Linked DNA regions of Homo sapiens: regions 1 and 3 are each linked to region 2. Evidence: chromatin contacts called from ENCODE Hi-C or POLR2A ChIA-PET data. All regions are on one chromosome and are shown on one strand. The core of a region is the stretch at or near the end of the contact, and the rest is flanking DNA. Distances in the headings are between cores, read along the strand shown.

Region 1 (4,590 bases), core at 1,936-4,435, 1.2 Mb before region 2:
CCCCCAGGCCTGTCTCAGTGCCCAGTGCACAACAGTGTGCCCTGCATGGTGACAGGCTGTTCAGAAGTGGCCACCTTTCCCCCGATCACTGCAGAGAGCTACTTCCATGGCTGTGTGTCTCCCTGTATCCCCGAGTCCACAGGTCATGCAACTGATGAAGTGGTGTGACCTGAGGCCCAATCTGAGCTCCTCCTTCACCCGGGCTCTGACTCCACGTTGCCCTTTAGGAAGAGCCTGGGCTCCCCCAAACCACCTTACCCTTGGAACTGCTTGGTCCCTTCTCAGTACAGGCTGGAAGGGTCCGAGTCTGAGGGTGTCAGCCCTTCCCTCTACCTCCCAGCCCTTCACAGCAGCCTGGCTGCCTGGGCCATGGGAATGCAGGCTTTCTTCCGGCACCCTTCCTTCCCAGCCCCCAGCAATGTGGGTACAGGCCTACCTGCTGCACACCCTCTCCTGCCCCCACCCCGATCTCTCATGTACATTTTCCCCAAGCTAATCTCCCTCAAACACCTAAGATGCCTGGCACAATCAAAGACCTTTGGTGGCTTCCAGCATTTATAAGGCAGAGTCCAAACACACACTTAAGAATGACTTACTCCTCTGGCGGACCCCACCATTCCCTCACCCCGCTTTGGCTCTGTCCTCTCGTGGAGCTGCCCCTGCCCCTAAACACTGCCTCCTCTCTACCAACCCGGACCATATTTCCCCTCCTCCCCTCACCAGGTCCAGCAGTACCCACCACGTTTGTGGACATCTCCCCAAGGAGCTCTCACGTATCAGAAGCAAGGAGTTAGCCTTCAGCCCCACCTCTTGTGCTTAGGTCTACAGTGAGTGTCCAGTGATGCTTCCTACCGACTGCTGGGGTGCACAAGAGTGAGGCCAGCAGATCCCAGCGAAGGGGCAGGGCATGAAGACCTGCCAGGGTGCCAGCCCCCAGGAGGCTGGGGATGAAGCTGCCTCTCCCACCAGAGCCGGCACTGGCTCTCTGGCACCACCCCCTCACCAAGTCACAAAATTCTAGATGTGGAACCAGGAAGAGCAGAAAAGCAAAGCGCCCACAGCTGTGCCACTGCCTCTACCCAGGGCACAGGGTGTGTGTGTGTGTATGTGTGTGTGCGTATGTGTGTTGGGGGAGGGAAATTGGGAGAAGGGCCGGGCAACAGGAAAGAGCCTCATGCCTCTGTCTGGCTTGTGTCTGTCTTAGTCACAGGAGACAGCAAATGGCAAAGGTTCTCAGTCACACCTGGCAGACTTGTACCCTAGCTGAGTGGCCAGTCCAACCCTAGCAGCCAGGGCAACTGGGGATGGAGGTGCTGAGGAGGCACCTCTGGGGATGCAAGGAGCCCAGCCCAGAGGTGAGGACTTCCCAGAGGGAGGCGGAGGGCTGCATGACCCGCAGGCAGCGGAGATCAGGGCAGCCAAGTCTTGTGCTCTGTGCCTTGCCCGGCTGAGCTCTTGGCAATGCTGGTCAAGTCTGACGGGCTCCTGCAGAGGCGACCAGCCTGGAGGGCAGGACCACACCACTGTCTGCTCATACTTGCCCCTCCCCTGCCTGGATACCCTCTGCCCTAGATTTCTCAGCCTGGCCAGCCCCTCGCTTTCTTCCTGTCTGAGATCGCTGGAGGGGCCTCCCCCGCCCTCCTCGTATAAAAAAGCAGCTCCTACCCGACACTGCCTGCCCCCTCACCCTGGCACTGGAATTTTTTTCATAGCACTCCACCACTGTCCTAATTATATATTTTTTTGATTATTGTCTGTCTGCCTCTAGAACAGCTCTGTGACGGCAGAGACTTTTGTGCTTAGGACCCTGGTGCAAGTTTCCTCACTCAATCTCCTCATCTGTAAAATGGGCATCAGATGATACCTCCCCACTCTACTCTGTGTTTTCCAACTGTGGGTTACAGAATCTGAGCAGGTGATGACATCCAACCAGCAGGGGAGAAAAAAGCATCAACTAGAAAGTGATGGAGTGTGAGCACACAATAAAGATGAAGATTAGTCCTTGAGCTTCTGTCTTGGTTTTATACACAAATACATGTGCACCTTGGGTCAAGGTGTCGTATGTGTATTTATCGTGGATCTTGGTCAAATAGGTTTGAACACAGGTTCAGCAGCCTAAATCTGATGTGGCTCAAAGAGGAGAATGCAGTCAAAGGGCTTTCCCAACTGAGCGCTGCTCGTGATTTCTGGGGAAACTGCAGGACTCGCATTTGGAGTAGAGGAGCTGTACTCAGGGCACTCAGTTGGCCAGGCACAATGATGGGTAGTGGCTTGTTGAAGATCCAGATGCTTGGGCCAAAGGTGACAGATAGCGACAGACTCTGCTCTCCAGGTGGCGGATTGGAGACTGGGAGCCCAGAGGGAGTGGGCAGTGCAGAGAAACACAGGAAAGTAGCCATGAGCCTGCTCCTCAGGAAGGCTGGGCTGGAACAGCCTCTGTCTCCCAGGGAGGTCACTGGGGACCCGGCACACCACCTGGTTCCAGACTGGCACACCAGAGTCTCACAGGGAGGCTCTACAGGTCACGCTTTTACAAAACAAAGAGGAGATCCCCTGGACACCTGCTGTCCTCAAGGCCCATGTCCTAGGTGTGCTGGATGACCAGAGGGGGTCCCCTACATCTGAACAAAACCCAAGCCTGAGTGGCTTCTCGCCCCAGAACTTCTGCCCCACAAGTTCCCACCAACCCTCCAGGCTGATGGCCTTGAGACGGAAGTTCCTATCCTTTGAGAACATGCCTGGCCAGGCTCAGGAAATGAACCCCCATGGGAGGCCCCAGGGGCCGGCAGGGCCCTGCCTGTGGCCAGGGAGTGGGCAACTGCTGCCTCATCACCTCAGCCCAGGACGCTACACAGGCCCACGAACAAGCTCCCAACTGCCCTGCAGCTCCGTGGGTGAGCCTTGTGGGCGGAAACCAGCTCCTTCCTGTTTTGTCCCCTCTGCCCCAAACTTGGTGAGAAGCAAAGCTAACCAACGTTCCCAAACTGGCCATCCCACTGCCTGGCTGGAAGGTTTGCCGCCCCAGAGCAAAGATGCACGCAGGCATATGGAGGACACATCCGTGCACACACGCGAGGCCCTGCTGGCATGCTGCCCGTGCACTGGGGAAGAGACAGGCACAGCGTGTGGGGCAGTCTCAGGACTAGCTTGCCTCCACACGCACCTGCTGCAGAAGCAGAAGTGGCAGCCGCACCGACAGGACCGTGACTCATCTCATTCTGGGGGAGACGGGCTCCTGCTGTCGCAGAGAAGGCTCTCGCCCCCGCAGGCCCCCACAGCAGCCCTGCTGATGTGACGCCACTGCCTAGACTCAAGATACCACCACCGGGGGAATGCCTGGTCCCTGTTCCCAAGGATGAAGGACCAAGCAGACCCCTGGGCTGCTACCAGAAAGGCATGGCCTGGCTGGGATGGGAGGAGGGTCTGGAGGGTGCCTGAGAGCCCTTCTTCTCTCCGACGAGCACAGTTTAACCTGCAGACTTGCTTCACCTGGTCACAGGTGCTTGGCATTTTTTAATAATTCTGTCCCACTCTGTACAACCCTAATCCAGCATGGCCTGCCCAGTATCACACCATAAGCTGCTCCCAGCCACAGTCCTGTCCAGCCAAAACGGCCCCAACAATCCTGCTCCACCCACAGAAGCACCAAGGCCAGAAGCCATCTGCAATGTCAGCAGCAACGGTTCCATTTGCCAACTGCTCCCTAATACAGGGGCCTCTGTGCCTCTTCTCAGGCTGGCAAGTTCCATCCCACCTTGAAAATGCCATTCATCCTTTCCAGGCTCTTCCAAAGGCCACCTCCTCCGGGAAGCCCTTGCAGAAGGTACTGAACTCCACTGGCTCTTCGCATTCCTGGCAAGAGTGAGAACCCTCTGCCTTCTCCCTTCTGCCTCAGGAGCTGTCACTGATTTCTTGGGCTCCCTGAGCCAAGCATGATGTCTTCACACACCAATAGGGCTCAGGAAACCTTTGCTAAACAAAAAAATGTGCCAGGGAGAAACCACCTCTCTGCACTCACCCTTGGAGTGATGCTGAAAATGAATATGTCCATTTCGTTAAGCCTGATGACCGACCACCTACACAGTGTGTCTGTGGCCACATGGCCACTGGGGCCCAGAAAGTGAGAGAAGGACACAGAGGGAAGCGATGAAACCACTGCTCACTCTCTGTATGCCTCAGCAACCTCATCTATGAAATGGGGCTGATTCAGCCCCTCCCTTCGAAGGCTGCCGTGAGGGTTAAGTGTAAGTGCCTAACATGTATGAGGCCCAGAGTCCCGCACACCTTGGACACCCTGAAACTGCTGGCTGCCGCTGTTACTGTTGTTCTGATTTACTGAGTGACTTCTAGATGCAAGGAATTTTGTGAAGTGGCCTTCACCTAAGAACTCATTCAGTGCCCCATTAAGTGGGCCCAACAGATGCCCATCTTAGAAGCTGGGGCTCACAGAGGTAGCAGAGCCAATCAAGGGCAAGGCTGCCGGGTCACCAGACCGTATCAGGCTCACCACTGTCTTAGGAACTTAGGATCCAGCAAGGCAACGCTCCCCTCTCCAGAGATGGCCACGAGGCAAGGGAGCACACTGCAGAG
Region 2 (4,585 bases), core at 236-2,735:
GTACAAAAAAAAAAAAAATTAGCCAGGCGTGGTGGCAGGCACCAGTAGTCCCAGCTACTCAGGAAGCTGAGGTGGAGAATCGCACCCAGGAGGCGGAGGTTGCAGTGAAGCAAGATCACGCCACTGCACTCCAGCCTGGGCAACTCAAAAAAAAAAACAGGTTACCTGGCCCCACCCACAGCTTCTGATTCAGTAATTCTAGGGTGGAGCCCAAGAAATTGAATTTCTAGCAAGTTCCCTGGTGACACTGCTGCTGCTGTCCAGGACCACACCTGGAGAATCGCTGCCTCAGCTAATCACCTCCACCCATTTAAGGCTCAGGACCATTTCTAGCTCCTTGGCAAGATGTTCCACAAATGCCCCCAGGCTTATCATAGGATGCCATAGTTGTGTAACTTTAACCAAGTTCCTTAACCTCTTTGAGCCTCAATTTCCTCATCTATAAAATGGGGGTAATAGTACTTCCCTCCGAGTGCAGGTAAATGAGGCCAGGTGCAGTGGATCATGCCTGTAATCCCAGCACTTTGGGAGGCTGAGGCAGGTGGGTCACCTGAGGTCTGGAGTTCAAGACCAGCCTGGCCAACATGGAGAAACCCTGTCTCTACTATACAAAAATTAGCCAGGTGTGGTGGTACACACCTGTAATCCCAGCTACTATGGAGGCTGAGGCAGGAGAATCACTTGAACCCAGAAGGTGGAGGTTGCAGTGAGCTGAGATTGCGCCACTGGTGCAATCCAGAGCTCCAGCCTGGGTGACAGAGCGAGACTCATTCTCAAAAAAAAAAAAAAAAAAAGGTAAATGAGATAATTTGTGCAAGACTTAGCTCAGTACCTGGCACATGGTAAACAATAAATGTTAGCTATTCTGTGGTCATTAATTAGCAATAGTATTACTGTTCATCTGCCAGCTTCTTGAGGGCAGAGACAGTATTCCCATTAGAGACAGAATTCTCAGAGGCAGAACGGATCTTAGAGAAACTTCAGTCCAGCTTCCCAAGCCTGAGCTCACCTGGGAAGCTTCAGTCCAGTTTCCTGAAGCAGCCTCACCTGGGAAGCTATTAAAACATCAGGTGCTTGGGCGCTACCCAGATCTACTAACTCTGAAAACTGGGGCAAGAGGCTGGGCATTTGTTGTTTTTGAGACAGAGCCTCGCTCTGTCACCCAGGCTGGAGTGCAGTGGCATGGTCTCGGCTCACTGCAACCTCCGCCTCCTGGGTTCAAGCAATTCTCGTGCCTCCACCTCCTGAGTAATTGAGATTACAGGCACGCACCACCACGCCCAGCTAATTTTTGTATTTTTAGTAGAGATGTTTCACCATGTTGGCCAGGCTGGTCTCGAACTCCTGACGTCAAGTGATCCACCCGCCTCAGCCTCCCAAAGTGCCGGGATTACAGGTATAAGCCACCACACCCAGCCAGCATTTGTATTTTTAACAAGCCCCCAGCCTGGCCAACATGGTGAAACCCCATCTCTACTAAAAATACAAAAAATTACCCAAGCATGGTGGCAGGCGCCTGTAGTTCCAGCTACTCAGAAGACTGAGGCAGGAGAATCGCTTGAACTCAGGAGGCAGAGGTTGCAGTGAGCCAAAACAGTGCCACTGCACCCCAGCCTGGGTGACAAAGCAACACTCCATCTCACAAAAAGAAAAAAAGAAAGCCCCCACCTGCCAGGTTTCGGAATTACTCATCTAGCCCGGATAGCAGACAGACACAGGGAGGGAAATAGAAGCCCAGAAAAGGGAAGTCTTTTGCCCATCCATGGCCCCAGCTGATTGTAAGCTGAGTGGAGATCAGGAACTGTGACTCCTGATTCCTGATCTGGTCCCTTTTTCCGAGTTATTAATACTTGGGGCCAGGCGCGGTGCCTCACGACGGTAATCCCAGCACTTTGGGAGGCGGGGTGGGCAGATCACCTGAGGTCAGGAGTTCAAGACCAGCCTGACCAACATGGAAAAACTCCGTCTCTACTACAAAATACAAAATTAGCCAGGTATGGTGGCACATGCCTGTAATCCCAGCTACTCGGGAAGCTGAGGCAGAGAATTGCTTGAACCCAGGAGGCGGAGGTTGCAGTGAGCTGAGGTCGTGCCATTGCACTCCAGCCGGGGCAACAAGAGTGAAACTCCATCTCAAAAAAATACGATAAATACTTGGATGCCATCTCATCGACCCATAACCTTCTACATAAATTCCCTCTCCAATATGCATGATGAGCAGCCAGAGCGTTGCCAAAGTATTTCCTGTGTGGAGGAACTCGGCATGTGAAAAGAACACACAATCCACTGCAGAACATCTAATTCTCCAACGTTTTATTTTCTTTAACCAAAACACTGAACAAGTGAAATCCTTAGCTTGGCATACAAGATCCTCCCTGATTTATTCTCCGCTGACCTCTCCAGCTTCGTTTCTTACCAGGACCTCACCTGTACCCTCTCATCCAGACTGTGGGCACTGGGAGGCAGGTCTCATTTCTGCCTCCCCTCAACATCTGGCATGCGGGAAGTTCAAGGGTGAGTGGATGGGGAAGGACAGTTGGATTAATGTATGGAGGTGTGTTCACAAAGCTCTAAAACCCAGGAGAGCCTCTCTGCCAGCACAAATGAGTCAGGTGTCATACTTCTGTGCTCTAGCAGCCAACCTGAAGACTATTTTTGAAATGGAGTATCTCCCACCAGAAATGCATTGTGCAAAACTCTGCTCAAAGGCATCAGTCATGTAGGGCCTTCCATCTTGTTGATTCAAGAGAATGCCTACCTACCCACTCTGCTCCCACCTCCCCAGTGTCATCCTCTCTTCCCCTTGCAGAATGACTGGTCTCACCTTGTCCCACACTGCCTGCTCCCATCTCCCTGCTTTCTTTCCTATTTTTCATGGCCTCAAATGAGAACTTTCTCCTGTGCATCCAAATCAGATCATGTCTCTTGCCACTGCTGGTGTTACAGTAATCCTCCCTTATCCATGGGGCAAACGTTCTTAGACCCCCAGTGGATGCCTGAAACCGCAAACCCTATCTACACCAAGTTTGTTGCTATATATACATAATTAAAGTTCATAATTTAGGGAGTAAGATATTAATAATTATACTGTAGTAGGCTGCATGAACTCTTTTCCTCTGAATACGTACATGTATTCACATTCTTGATGGGAGATAAAATGCCTATGTGGAAGGGAGAGGGAGGTAAATGACGTAGGCATGGTGACGTGTTAGGCTACTATTGACCTTCTGATGACACTTCAAGAGGATCATCACTTTTGGGTGATCCCAGACCATTTAGCCATGATAATTTTCCAGACTGCAGTTGACCGACAGCAACTGAAACTAGATAGGTGGGGACTGCTGTATGTCTCCTGGAAGCCTTCCAAGACCCAGCCTCCCTGCACTGATCTTCTTGGCTCTCAATTTCTATCACGTCACAGTCATACACTATCTGCTACTTCACAGAAAGGAACAGAAGCCAGATCATGGGATCGTCATTAACTACCTCAGAGCTTTCAAGACAGAACAGCTTCTTTATCCCCAACTTGCAGAACAGGGACACAGCAGGTGGTCAGTAAATTGGGAATTTGGCTAGCCATCTAACACTTGTTCAATAAACCCATGGCAACTGGCACCCTGCTGGCAGTCATGAGTTTTATATACCATTATATGCACAGTGCAAAGTAGCTTAATACTGGAGTGCCTGAAAAAATGCAGTGTTTTGGAGTCAGATGACTGCATTCCAATCCCATCCCCACCACTTCATGGGTGAGACACTGGTAAGATGCTTAACTGCTCTACACCCTTTCCAGCGTGGGTCCAGGAAGACATGCTTCTTGGAGTTAACATGCAGATTAGGCCGGGCACGGTGGCTCACACCTGTAATCCCAGCACTTTGGGAGGCCAAGGCAGGCGGATCACAAGGTCAGGAGATCGAGACCATCCTGGCTAACATGGTGAAACCCCATCTCTACTAAAAATACAAAAAATTACCCGGGCATGGTGGCGGGCACCTGTAGTCCCAGCTACTTGGGAGGCTGAGGCAGGAGAATGGCGTGAACCCGTGAGGCAGAGCTTGCAGTGAGCCAAGATTCTGCCACTGCACTCCAGCCTGGGTGACAGTGAGACTCCATCTCAAAAAAAATATGTGTGTATGTGTGTGCGCGCGCAGATTAATGGAGATCGTTGTTCAGAGTTTAGGACAGCACCTGTTTCGGCTCCATGAGAGCACCATGTAAGATGCTGTCTTTAAGGGCAGCCTAAAATAAGCAACTTGCCAGGGAAGAAAGGAAGAGTGCAGAGTTGAAAGCTGCCTGATTACATAGGCACATCCAGCTACAAACAGAACTCATGGTTGTGGTGCTAGGAAAAGCTAAAAAGCAGCACCCCAAATATTCACTGCAGGTACCTTCCCAGAACCACCTCTAGCTGAGTTTCTCATCACTCTTCAAAGATCCCTGCTCTCTCTAAGCCACAGCTTCCCATCAGTGACAAGCTGAAGGAAGGGATGTGCTCCCTCAATATTGATTCAGCTTAGTAAAGTCAAGTTTGCATTTTATGGAGGCTCTTCCAAAGCCTGCTGACAGCACAGGGTAGCCTGGTTA
Region 3 (4,221 bases), core at 1,722-4,221, 1.0 Mb before region 2:
AGGCCACAGACCAGCTGAGCAGCCACTGTGACAGGGACAGTTTTATTCTGAGCACCCCTACTCCCATTTTCTGTAGCCCCTCCCCTCCTCCCAATGCAAGAGTGGAGCTGACTTTCACTGCGCTCAGTGAATTTGCCTCTCACCTTCTGGGGGGTTTTGCAGTTTCCAGAAGAGGGGCACAAATATGTTCACTGGGCTTCCAGGAAGTGCCTCACCCTCTGAGCTCACCATGTCTCCAGACTGCCCAAGGCATGTTTTATTACCCTTGAGATATGGTGAAATACATATTTGTTTCCCCCTCCTCCCATCCCATTTCCTGGCATAGGACTCCTAAAATCCTTGGACTCTCCAAAGTGATAAGTTTCTTTTTGTATGCTAATGAGTTGATTGCTGGCTGGCTGCTCCTAGGACACTTCAGGATGTGGGCTGGTCACCAGAAAGACCAAGGATTAGAGGGTTGGGGCTTCCAGCCCCACCTCCCCCATCTGGGGGTGGGTGGGGAGAAGGGCTGAAGGTTGAGTTGATCACCAATGGCCAATGTTTTAATCAATCATGACTACATAATGACATCGCCATAAAAACGCAACAAATCTGGGTTCCGGGAGCCTCCAGACAGCTGAACGTTTGGAGGCACTTGGAAGGTGGCACTCCAAGAGAGGGCATGGGAGCACCCCTTCCGGACCTCGCCCTGTGCCTCTCTTCATCTGGATGTTTATTTGTATCCTTTAAAATATCTTTTGTTATAAACCAGTAAACATTTTTCCAAGAGTTCTGTGAGCCGCTCGGGCAAATTAATCAGACCCAAGCAGGGGGTTGTGGGAACCCCGATTCATAGACGAACGGTCAGAAGCACAGGCAGAATAACCTGGGGTTTGCGGTGGGCATCAGAAGTGGGGCTCAGAGTTAGGGGACTGAATCCTCACCCTGTGGGATCTGATGCTATCTCCAGGTGGATGGTGTTTGAAGTGAATTGAATTAGGGGACACCCAGCTGGCATCTGCTGCAGAACTGATGACTCGCTTGCTGGTGGGCAGAAATCTCCATAATCTTTCTTTAGCAGATGAGGTCACTGAGGCTCAGAGAGGGTAAGTGACTTGTTTAGGGCTGTCTAGCTAGGATGTGGAGGCTTGGGGACAAGGCCTCTTGGGCACATACAACTAGGATGGGCAGGTGACTCCCTGCCACCAGGGGAGTTGGTGAAATGCTTCGCAGGGCTGAGGTTGAGCAAGTGGGCAGTGCCTGGAGAAGCCAATCTGCATCCTTGGTGTGGGTAGGCCTTGAGGGTATTTGAAGCAGGCCCTCTGCCTGGGGCGGTCTGCCCCTGCTGGCTGGGCTGCACAGAGAGTCAGGGAGGCATGGGAGCATAGCCATCCACTTTCAGAGCCCCATCTTGGGGGCTTTTAGTTTCTGGGAAAAGTCTATCTTTTTTTGTTTTTTTGAGACGGAATCTGGAGTCTGCCTCTGTCGCCCAGGCTGGAGTGCAGTGGTGAGATCTTGGCTCACTGCAACCTCTGCCTCCTGGGTTCAAGCAATTCTCCTGCCTCAGCCTCCTGAGTAGCTGGGATTACAGGCGTCCGCCACCATGCCCAGCTAATTTTCTTGTGTTTTTAGTAGAGACAGAGTTTCACCATGTTGGCCAGGCTGGTCTCGAACTCCTGACCTCATGATCTGCTTGCCTGGCCTCCCAAAGTGCTGGGATTACAGGCGTGAGCCACTGCGCCGAGCCAGCAAAGTCTATCTTTATTTGCGGGAGGGGGGGGGCGGAAACTTGTTTGTTGGGTTTTTCTTTTTTATGTGTTTGTTTTTGGTGCAAATTGTTTGGCAGTGGACACGGCCAGAGGAATTCAGAGAGTGGAGACAGTGGATTTAGAAATTCAACTGAGAGGCCCTGGAAGTCCATTTGGGGCCTGCCATCTAGCTGATGCTCAGCACAGGGCTTGGCGTCGCGTGCCCTACCACCTGGCCTCCCAGGCTTTGCCCAATCTGTGGCTTCCCCTGGAATGTAGTTCTCTGCTCTTCTCTGCTGATCAGACCCCTCCCCTCAGGTCCAGGCCCTTGGGACCACTCTCTCCAAGTCTCCTCCCCTGCCCCAGCGCCTCTATCTGTTCCCACTCTGGTCCCAATTTGTAATACCTGCTCATGCAGCCTGCCTGTCCCAGAAGCAGCCTGGGTTCACCAGGACAGGTGTCTGTCCTGTCCCACCAGTCAGGCTCAAAGTCTGTCCAGGAAGGCAAGTCCGACCCTCAGTCCTGGAGGGGGCCATGCAGTGAGCTGGCAAAGACCTGTACAGGCTCATCCAGGAAGTCTCGGCCCAGAGGCTGAAGGGTGGCCAACCAGCACAGTTTGCCCAGGAACGAGGTAGGGGAGGGGCGGGGGGCGGTTTCCTGGGATGCGGGACTTTCAGTGCTAAGCTGGAATGCCCTGTTCACCCTAGCTGAAGCCACTTGCTCAGAGCCGCACAGCAAGCCCACCACCCTGAACCTCCAGATTACCAACTCAGCATTGTGTCCTGACAGTGTCATCATAGATGGTCAACACCGTCACCTGGGCAGCACTGAAGCCCAGAGCGGGAGAGACTGGCTCAAGACCATGGGTAAGTCAGCAGCAAAGCTGGGGAAAGGAAACCACCAACCTGAGAGCCCCTGGCTGGTTCCCAAATCCAGGCCCTTACTTCTCTTCCCCACCATCCAGGGTGGGGGGCAGACACCCAGTGAAATGGCCTGCCCCAAAGGAGGGGAGCCTTGCCGAGCCACCCCAGGCCACCTCAGACCCACACCCCCAGCTCAGCGGTTGGAGGGGCTGAGGAGGGGCTGAGCCGCCACCCCCTCCCCACCCCAGTGCCAGGGCCCCAGCCTTGCAGCGCTTGTCCCCAGCCCAGATGAGCAGGGCGCCCTTATCAGATCTCCGTTTCTGTTTCTCTCCTCTGGCTGCTTCTGCCTGGCCCTGCCCCCAACCCCGGTGGCCTTTTCCTCTCTGAAGTGATGTTCCTTTTCCTGTCACCAACACACACAGCACACAGAGAAGTTTGTTTCTGTTGCTTTAAAAAAGTTTCCTTCTGGGGAGGAGGGCAAGGGGTTGTTTACTGGGCCTGCAAAGCCTCACCGTGGGTGTGGGCATGGGTGTGGCATGGGTGTGGGTGGCAACTGGGTCCCTGCTGGATTTGGGGTTGGTGGAGGCTGCACCCACGACCCTGGGCCTCTGGATCCTGTGCAAAAGCCAGGAACGTGGAAGGAAAACCTCCTGTGCACCCTGCTCAGGGCTGGGCTGGTTCACCCACCGTCCAGCCACACTCCTGCAGAAACCTGGGAGGTCAGGGGTTTTGTTTTCCATTTTCCACAGGAGACAGCTGAGGCTCGGCCAAGGTTGCCAGGGTCCAAGCCTATGGATTTGTGGTCTGGGCTCTGCCAGTGGCATGGCACTGTCTTCAAAGCTCCCACCCTACCATTTTTCTTACCCACACAGGGCAGGCTCGACCCAGCTAAGGAACACAGCTTCCTGAAGCATCTGTCCTGGGCCGTTGGCCCTTCTGTGGACAGGGCTTGAGCTCTGTAGGCTGGATTTGAATTTCAAGTCCTCCTGCTGTGTGACCTTGAACAAGTTACTTAGCCTCTCTGAGCATCAAATGGCTTAACTATCAAATAAGAAGCACAGAGAAGTCCCCAAGAGCCAGTAGACTCTGGAGGCTGTGAGACCGGGGACTGGGGCTCCTGCATCCTTAATGAAGGTTTCAGTCTTGAGTCGCGTCTGGGAGACCTGCTGAAGCAATGGGGAGCTACTGTAGGTGGGTAAACAAGGGAGAGTGTGATGGAGGCCATGTTCTAAAAGGATTCTATAGGCAGCAGAAGGGAGGAGGGCTCAGGGGAGAGGTGGAGGAGCTGCAGGGGAGAGGTGGAGGCTGGGAGGCCAACAAAGGAGGCTTTGACTTCCTTTTCAGAAAAATAAGGCCACCCACCTCCCACCAGGAGCAAGAGTCATGGAGGGAGACTGTCTCAGCTGGCCTGGCCTGGCTCCTGCCCAGGACAGAGATCCCGGCCCCTGGACTCCTCCAGCAGCCCAGTGTAGGGGAGGAGTGCCTTCCTCCCCATGCCCAGGGTAGCCCCTTGTCTGAGAGTGGTGGTTGTGGCAGGCCCTGCTGAGAACTGCAGTTTCATTTCCCACTGACCTCCACCCACTGGACTCTCCCAGGCTCTTGTTTCAAGCTGCCTAGTGCTAACCCCAGCC

The links. Hi-C counts contacts between places; a loop is a spot of excess contacts on that map. ChIA-PET counts read pairs that join two places held with the same protein, here RNA polymerase II (POLR2A). Pooled maps may share reads with other maps.
Region 1: a loop to region 2 is called in a map of naive thymus-derived CD4-positive, alpha-beta T cell, with 6 times the contacts of the local background. The contact joins two enhancer-like sites. A Hi-C loop is called at or near these places in 3 of 168 maps with a recorded cell type or tissue (B cell and naive thymus-derived CD4-positive, alpha-beta T cell), 3 of 37 single-sample maps with no recorded cell type and 9 of 50 pooled maps. POLR2A ChIA-PET finds 5 or more read pairs at or near these places in 1 of 52 experiments (naive thymus-derived CD4-positive, alpha-beta T cell).
Region 3: a map of heart right ventricle shows a loop between it and region 2 (7-fold over the local background). The contact joins two enhancer-like sites. A Hi-C loop is called at or near these places in 4 of 168 maps with a recorded cell type or tissue (Caco-2, astrocyte of the cerebellum, heart left ventricle and 1 more) and 6 of 50 pooled maps. POLR2A ChIA-PET finds 5 or more read pairs at or near these places in 2 of 52 experiments (HEK293T and WTC11).

The regions. Positions count from the first base shown.
Region 1 is chr10:79,285,051-79,289,640 of GRCh38, reverse strand. All of the region lies in intron 8 of ZMIZ1 (zinc finger MIZ-type containing 1), which reads right to left. Among named protein-coding and RNA genes, the nearest start is that of PPIF, 60 kb to the left of the region's middle. RefSeq lists enhancers at 2,369-3,019, 2,854-3,473, 3,020-3,670, 3,884-4,073, 4,524-4,590 and cis regulatory regions at 2,798-3,298, 2,807-3,307, 2,823-3,323, 2,921-3,421, 3,909-4,409. Within about 2 kb of position 3,185, at least 23 of the 41 ENCODE cell types and tissues checked have a DNase peak (open chromatin) inside an H3K27ac peak, as active enhancers do.
Region 2 is chr10:78,042,556-78,047,140 of GRCh38, reverse strand. It overlaps a transcript of RPS24 not described here. Among named protein-coding and RNA genes, the nearest start is that of RPS24, 11 kb to the right of the region's middle. RefSeq lists an enhancer at 4,401-4,510. Within about 2 kb of position 1,485, at least 2 of the 41 ENCODE cell types and tissues checked have a DNase peak (open chromatin) inside an H3K27ac peak, as active enhancers do.
Region 3 is chr10:79,047,146-79,051,366 of GRCh38, reverse strand. ZMIZ1-AS1 (ZMIZ1 antisense RNA 1) reads left to right here. Exons shown (of 10, transcript NR_024431.2): 5 at 2,435-2,593. Among named protein-coding and RNA genes, the nearest start is that of ZMIZ1-AS1, 18 kb to the left of the region's middle. RefSeq lists enhancers at 1,823-2,505, 2,941-3,000, 3,113-4,221. Within about 2 kb of position 2,971, at least 12 of the 41 ENCODE cell types and tissues checked have a DNase peak (open chromatin) inside an H3K27ac peak, as active enhancers do.